Regions from separate parts of the Homo sapiens genome. Here region 1 is linked to region 2. A link is a contact called in ENCODE Hi-C or POLR2A ChIA-PET data. All regions are on one chromosome and are shown on one strand. Each heading gives the region's core, a stretch centred on a gene start or an enhancer-like site at or near the end of the contact. The rest is flanking DNA. Distances are from core to core; before and after follow the strand shown.

Region 1 (3,349 bases), core at 281-2,780, 2.8 Mb after region 2:
AAAGCCTAGCTCTCTTCCAATTCCTAGCTCCGTGAAATTTGGTGAGTCCTTGGTACATCTATGTTTTTCTCATTCATAGTATGAAAGACCTTAATCGTACCTGTCACACTGAAATGTTGCGAGGCTCAAATCAAATAATATATGTTAAAGTACAAAAATCCTCTATGAAGATTTCACTTACTATCTTTCCAAGAGTTCTTAAGCAACTGGATGCATAGGAAGGTCAGGGAGACAGCGGAGGGAGGGCCTGGTGATTAATATGTTCCACTTTACGATTTTCTGAAGGTGTAGGTTGGGTTTCAACAACAGTGACTTTCCTAGACCTCGGAGGGTATTTTTAGCTAATGGGCAAATAGTAGTAGGAAACTTAAATGCTGTTATTTACCTTCTCTTCCTAACCTACAGTTCCACTCAAGAACATGAAGAGTCTCATACGTTTGTATAGTGGTTCACAACTTACAACGTTTACGTGGTGCATCACAAGATCCCTATAGGGTAGTATTAACCCAATTTTTCAAGAAGGAAACTATGTCTGGAAATTGTAGAATGCACATTAAAAACTCTTTCTGACGAGCGTTTCTACCGGATCCGATGTTACCCAAAGTACAAAATTTAAAGAGGGAAGTCAATCACAAGATTTCATTGAATCTTCAGTATCAGGCAACTGGCTTCTATTTTATGGCCGCAAATAACTATATATTGGGCCCCTTTTCTCACCTGTAAAATAGGAACGAAAAGACCTTCTCCACAAATAAGATGAAATAAGAACAAAGGCTGAGGGTGAACCTACCACGTCGTAGGGCCTCAAATAAATTCCTTCTCCTTCTTGCCCTTGACAGAGATAGCACGAGATATCACTACCATTCCCACTTCACACGTGGAGGAAATCCAACGCGAGAACGCTCGGATTTCCCCTTCTTTACTTGCAACAACTCCGTAACCCGCAAATCGGCTACGGACAACTGCGATGTCCACTATGTTAGTTCTCGTAGCGTGGATTCTCTCTCCTCAAGATGCCATCTGGGGGGCTAGAGGCCACTAATAATTGCCCTCACGATCGAAGAAACTCGATCCTAATCCTCGACGGCACTTCAGGAACAAAGCTGCTCTCCCATCGTCCCTAACCTCACTACCGTAAAGGTCGCAGCAGAGCCCCTGCTCCAACCGCTAGCGCCATCTTGGCCGCTACGTGTGACGCCACACGTAGCAGAGAGCGCAGCCGATTGGCTGGGAGACGGCAGCCCAGGAGAGGCGCGCGAAGCCAGAGACAGGAGGGTATGCAGGAGAAACCAAGGGAACTACAATCCCGGCCTTCCTTGCGCGTACGACAGCAAACCTGGAGCGAAAGAGGTTGGAGTTTGGATTCGGACCACAACTCCCAGCACCCTCCGCGATGTCTGTCCTTTTCTTTCATAACGCGGAGGAAAAGAAGGACAAGATGAATGGAGGCCTTTTGGTGTTTGTTCTCCGAAAGGCGGGAAAAGCGAACTACACCTCCCGACTGGCCGCGCGCGGCTGCGCCTGCGCCCTGTTACCTGTCGCCATCTTGCCCCTTCAGAGGCACCGCAAACAAACCCAATTCCTGGTGTCCCCTAGTCTTGGCGGAGGAGCCTTTTAGATGAGCCCCGAAAGGCCGGGCAGGTGGGTGACTCTCAGGCAGGGTCCTGGGAAGAGCTGGCAGGCCAGCCAGGCTAGAGGAGCGCCGGGCCAAGCATTCGGAGCCCGGCTTGGGGCTCCCAGCCCCATCCTCCGTTGTTTCCTAACGGGATCGTGGGGCTCCCCGGGGTGGACTCAGGGGGACTCTGGCTGGCCTGGTGCTGGGACTCTGGGGGTTTAGCTCTGGGAGACTCCCGGTGAGTCCAGGTCGTCTGGCTGGGTATCCGCTGGCTTACTCTCTCTCGGTTGTCCTCTCCGCTGGGGAGGGAGTGAGGCGCGGGTGCCGGCCGGGACCCCTGACAACAGCTACTGGCCCAGAGGGGCTTGGGTCGTGGACTTGACATTGGGACCGGCGCCGAGAGGTCCGGGTGAGGAGCCTGGGCTGGCTGCTCTTGTTGTGGTGCTGCTAGGGAGTGCGTGTTTGGAGAGGGGGCGGGGCGGGCTTGTCTCCTTGACACTTGAGTGGGGAAGGATCCTACAAGATCCTGGTTCCCCGAGCGGGCTCCGGAAACTACTGCCCGGGTTTCCGATGCGTTGCGGCCCCGCTCTGGGGTCCCCTGGCTAGGACGCGCCGGGATGCCGTGACGTGGTGCTCGGTTCGAGCAGTCGCCGGCCGCCTCCAAGATCCTGTCGGGAGGCGGGGACTGGCTTGTGGAGGGAGAGGATTCCTTTGGCTCTGCCCCTTCTTCCTCCTCCCCACCCCTTTTCTTTATGTCATACTGCCGGCTGGGGCGCGCAGTCCAGTTCTTCTTGCCTTGGGTTTGTTCTGAGCTGAGAGGACTATGGGAAGTAGGGGGAGGGGGGCTCACCTCGGGACACAGAGTTGGAGTTAGCAGCCCCAGCGCCTGGAACGGGATATAGCAGTTATTTCGGTTCGGTGTCTGACTTCTAGGCTAGACAGTGAGCTCGTTCATTCATTCATTCATCCATTCGTTTTGCTCAGTCGCGTCAACCATTCACTTACCCATTTAACAAATACTTAGAGCGGCTCTACTCTGTGCTAAGCAGGTATTGCGCGTGCCCCCAGAGCCGTGTCTTTTTGTCTTTTACACTAGGAAATTCCCAGTTCTAAGTAAGTTCCTGGCAGCTCAACTGTTGGTAAATGGCTGTTTAATAACTACAGGATCAAAATTCATATTCCATTAAGACTTGAGAGAGTATATATATATGTGTGTGTGTGTATATATATATGTATATATATATGTGTATATATATATATGTATGTATCGTTCCAATTTTAGTATATGTGTTGCTGAAGCGAGCACGAGGAGTTATTTATTAAGTTTCTTTAACTTGCTAGGAGCTTTACAAATTTTATCTCATGTAATTCATAAATGAGGAAGCTGACAGGAGTCAACTTGCCCCAGGTTGGTAGTACCACCTGTTTATTAAATGAAATGCCAGCCACTATGAAAGAACTTTATATATAGTGTTCTTTAATACGCGTAACAAACTGGGTGGTATTACCTCTGTTTTATAGATGTGTAAAGCTTAGGCTTAACCAGTAAGTTGAAAAGTTGGGACTAGAAACCTAGAGGTGTCTGGCTCTAAAGCCTGTGTTCTTTCCACTGTGATAGTTCAAATGACTTAATTCTTGATTTCTCAAAAGTTGGAAAGTGTGGTGGTGAGAAAGGATTGTAAAATAGTAATATCTTTTTGGTTTACTTCTTAGCCTGTGACTGGATCTCCAGGT
Region 2 (3,536 bases), core at 510-3,009:
TTCTCCCACCTTTAGTTTGGAAGTATGCTTTTTTCCCCCAACTTACTTTTTATGATATACAAATAACAGAAGACACCCTCCCCTCCTTAATTCTACCTTAACTAAATCCCCTTTCAACTTTACCCTTTGGGCTGACTTGACTTCCAAATTTTACTAATATAAATAAAACAAACAAAAACATCACCCGAACAGATTAAAATGGCCCCTAAGAATGAGAAGGTCTCTTCCGTGTCCCCTGCAAAGTCCCCTCTAACAGCCTTACTGCCTCTCACCCAACCACAGCCACCAAGGCTGTTCATTTAAGTATTCCAACCCTTAACCCTCATGTGTCTCTTGGAGGCCACCCCAATCCTTCACCACCAAAATAATCCAACCCAATTCCCCCCTGCTCTCCAGCACAGCTCACTGTCCCTCTCCATCCTCTCTGCCCCATCCATACCAACAGCTCCAGGTCTCCCATTCCTTAAATTTCCCCTGTGCCACCTCACCATCAGCAACCACCTCCCCAGGCCTACCAGCTCATCTCCGAAAGTCCTTCTCCAAAACTCCCTCTGCCACCTTGGCCAAGGGATATTTTCTTCAAGATACCATCCCCCAACTTTGCTCACCCCTGCCGCTATCCTTTCAATGAAAGCAGCCCAGTGATGTTTTATGTGCCCTCTGCCTTGACTCTGCAACCAAGGAGCCACCATGCCCTTTCCAGTGATTGTAAGATCACCCTAAATCCAACCCACTGTGCCCCACACTCCATTTCCATCCCTGTCCTCCCATTTCGGGCCTGACTTCCAATGTGGCCCCTTCCTGCCAGCTCACCATCACACTCCCCTCACTGAATGTCCCACCTCCACCAACTCCTATTCCAACCTCCATCAGCCCACCCCAGGAAACCCCCAAATTGCACTCTTCTGCTCTATCCTAACCCATGCTATTCCATAAGTCTCCACAAATTCCACCAGCCCCAGATGACAAACACCCACTTCAAGCTTGGGTCTCAACCCATGCCAAGCCCCTCACCCCCAACTCCTGCCACCTCCATCATCCTGCCCCAGGTCCACCCCAAATTCCACCCTTCTGAATTAACACTACGCAGGGCCCTAACCAACCCTGTACATGCCACTCACTCTCCGTTGAAATCATTCCCCTGCCCCTCACCCCAGCTCAGATCCCAAGCTGTCAACTGCTCCAGGCCAAACCCAAATCACCACCCTCATTCAGTCCCCTCCCCCATTAAAAGCCATCCCACCCTAGTCTCATCTTCCACCTCGCCCCAAGACCATCCCGAATTCCAACCCGACGCCCCCACCCCACTCTCCTGTCCCAGGTTGGGTTATTCTCCATCAAAAGTCCTCCTCCCTTGTCGCCCGCCCCCCAACCTGCTTGGGTCCCACCCTCACCCCACCCCCGGCCAGCGCCTGGACAAGTCTCCCCCGCCAGCCCGCCGTTCCATCGCGACCTCAACCCCCTCCCCCCAACCTGCACGGGGGCTCCGCAGCCTCCCCTCTCATTCTCGCCAGCGCCACCGGCCCAGACTCAGGACCAGCGGACCCTGTGGCGGGGGGAGTCTCCTCACCGGTGAGCAGCTGCAGGCGAAAACGGCGGCGGCGGCGGCTGAGGCGGCGATGCCCTTGTCTTCTCCGGAGGCTACGGCGGCGACGCTCTCGCCCGTGTCCAGTAGGGTGGCGGATGGCGCGCGGGGACCGGAGCCTCCTCCTCAGCGACTCGGCTCTGAATCCTCTGCAGTAGCCGCCGAGGAGCCCGACGGGTGGGGGGAGGGGACGCTCGGCTGCGGGCGAGGGAGGAGGAGGCGGAGGGAGGAGGCGGGGGACCGCTCAGAAGGGCAGGGAAGGAGGAGCCGGCGCGGCGCCGCGACACGTCCCACAGCCTCAGAGCGCCGGGACCACAACTCCCGGCATGCCCTGCTTTAGCCCGCGCGCGGCCTGCGCCTCCCGCCGCGAGCCCGGTGCAGAGGGGCCGCGCCCTCTCCGGTCACGGACAGTGGAATAAAGCCAACCATCCGCTGGCGAATTTTGTAGACTCAAAGACCACCTGTGAGGAAAGTCAGGTCGCCCGAGGCCCCATCCCCAAGGGGCCGTACTCGCAGCGTCTCCATCCTCTTTGCATAGACACCCCCCTCCCCCCGCCCACACACACACACACACTCTCTGTCTCTCCCTCTCTCCCTCTCTCCCTCTCTCCCTCTCCCTCTCGTCTCTGTCTCTGGACTACACCTCCCAGCATGCCCCTCAGCTTCCTATTCTCCTTCCGGACCCTTCTCAGACCCGGTACTACAGTTCCCAGGGAGTGTGGTCCCTGCGAAATGCTGGGAGATGGAGTTCTCGGTTCTTCCTCCATGTTAAGAAAAAGAAGTGAAAGAGAGGCAAAAGGGAAGGAATACGCCAGCCCACCGAGGATGGGCCTTGATGGGCTAGATCACCTGTGATTCTGTTCATCCCTCGCCATCTCCGTTTCAGCTGTCTCTCACCAGAACTAATGCCGGAGCTTCCTCGCTGGTCTCCCTGCAAATTTGAGGACGATTCGGCAACTTGAATCCAAACGACAAAGGGCATATCCTCTTCTTGACCCAGCTCCATTACTTTTAAGAATTTACCTTAAAAAGATGATCGAACAATTTCGAAAAGATGAATGCACAAAGTTGTTATATGACGTAGTTAATTATGAAGGGAGTAAATGTTCATCGATAGGGTGCTGCTTAAATAAGACGTGACATATACATACAATGCAATACTAAGGAGCCATTTAAAATGATATAAATCTATTGACATGAAAAGCTATTCACAATTTATTCTTCGGGGAAAAAGTTGATTACACAACAGCATGTCTACACGAGTGCATTTATGTGAGGTTTGACACAATATTCTACAAGCATGGAGAGATTTCAGGAAAGAGGTTCGCCAAAATATTAGCAATGATTATCTTGGGGGAAAGGGTGTCAGATTGCACGTAGGTTTTTTTTGTTTTTTGAGACGGAGTCTGGATCTATAGCCAGGCTGGAGTAAAGTGGGGGCGATCGCAGGTCACTGCAACCTCTGCCTCCCGGGTTCAAGCGATTCTCCTGCCTCAGCCTCCTGAGTAGCTGGGACTACAGGCGCGCGCCACCACATCCAGCTAATTTTTGTATTTTTAGTAGAGATGGGGTTTCACTATATTGGCCAGGATGGTCTCGATTTCTTGACCTCCTGACCTGCCCGCCTCAGCCTCCCAAAGTGCTGGGATTACAGGCATGAGCCACAATGCCCGACTGTAATTTTTGTTTTCATATTGTTTGAATTGTTTAAAAGGAGCACATAACGACTGTTTTTTGTTTTCTTTTTTGTTTTGTTTTAATTGTAAGAGACGTCGTCTCACTATATTGCCCAGGCTGGTTTCAAACTCCTGGCCTCAAGAGACCCTCCTGCCTCAGCTCTCAAAAGTGCTGGGATTACAGGTGTGAGCCACACTACACCTGGACAATTTTTTAAGCTGTGCTACTTCCAAAAAACATAATTTCCAAATCTAACAACCTTTCTTTGCTGCCT

Evidence for each region. Hi-C counts contacts between places; a loop is a spot of excess contacts on that map. ChIA-PET counts read pairs that join two places held with the same protein, here RNA polymerase II (POLR2A). Pooled maps may share reads with other maps.
Region 1: a loop to region 2 is called in a map of CD8-positive, alpha-beta T cell, with 5 times the contacts of the local background. The contact joins the promoter of EMSY here to the promoter of FAM168A in region 2. A Hi-C loop is called at or near these places in 2 of 168 maps with a recorded cell type or tissue (CD4-positive, alpha-beta memory T cell and CD8-positive, alpha-beta T cell) and 10 of 50 pooled maps. POLR2A ChIA-PET finds 5 or more read pairs at or near these places in 1 of 52 experiments (PC-9).

What each region holds. Positions count from the first base shown.
Region 1 is chr11:76,443,488-76,446,836 of GRCh38, forward strand. EMSY (EMSY transcriptional repressor, BRCA2 interacting) reads left to right here and starts at 1,531. Exons shown (of 22, transcript NM_001300942.2): 1 at 1,531-1,641. It overlaps EMSY-DT (EMSY divergent transcript), which reads right to left and starts at 1,193. Exons shown (of 2, transcript NR_186348.1): 1 at 791-1,193. RefSeq lists enhancers at 536-1,171, 1,172-1,808, 1,509-1,738, 1,939-1,988, 2,029-2,098 and 1 more.
Region 2 is chr11:73,596,353-73,599,888 of GRCh38, forward strand. FAM168A (family with sequence similarity 168 member A) reads right to left here and starts at 1,760. Exons shown (of 8, transcript NM_015159.3): 1 at 1,571-1,760. RefSeq lists an enhancer at 1,094-1,822 and silencers at 1,714-1,843, 1,974-2,203.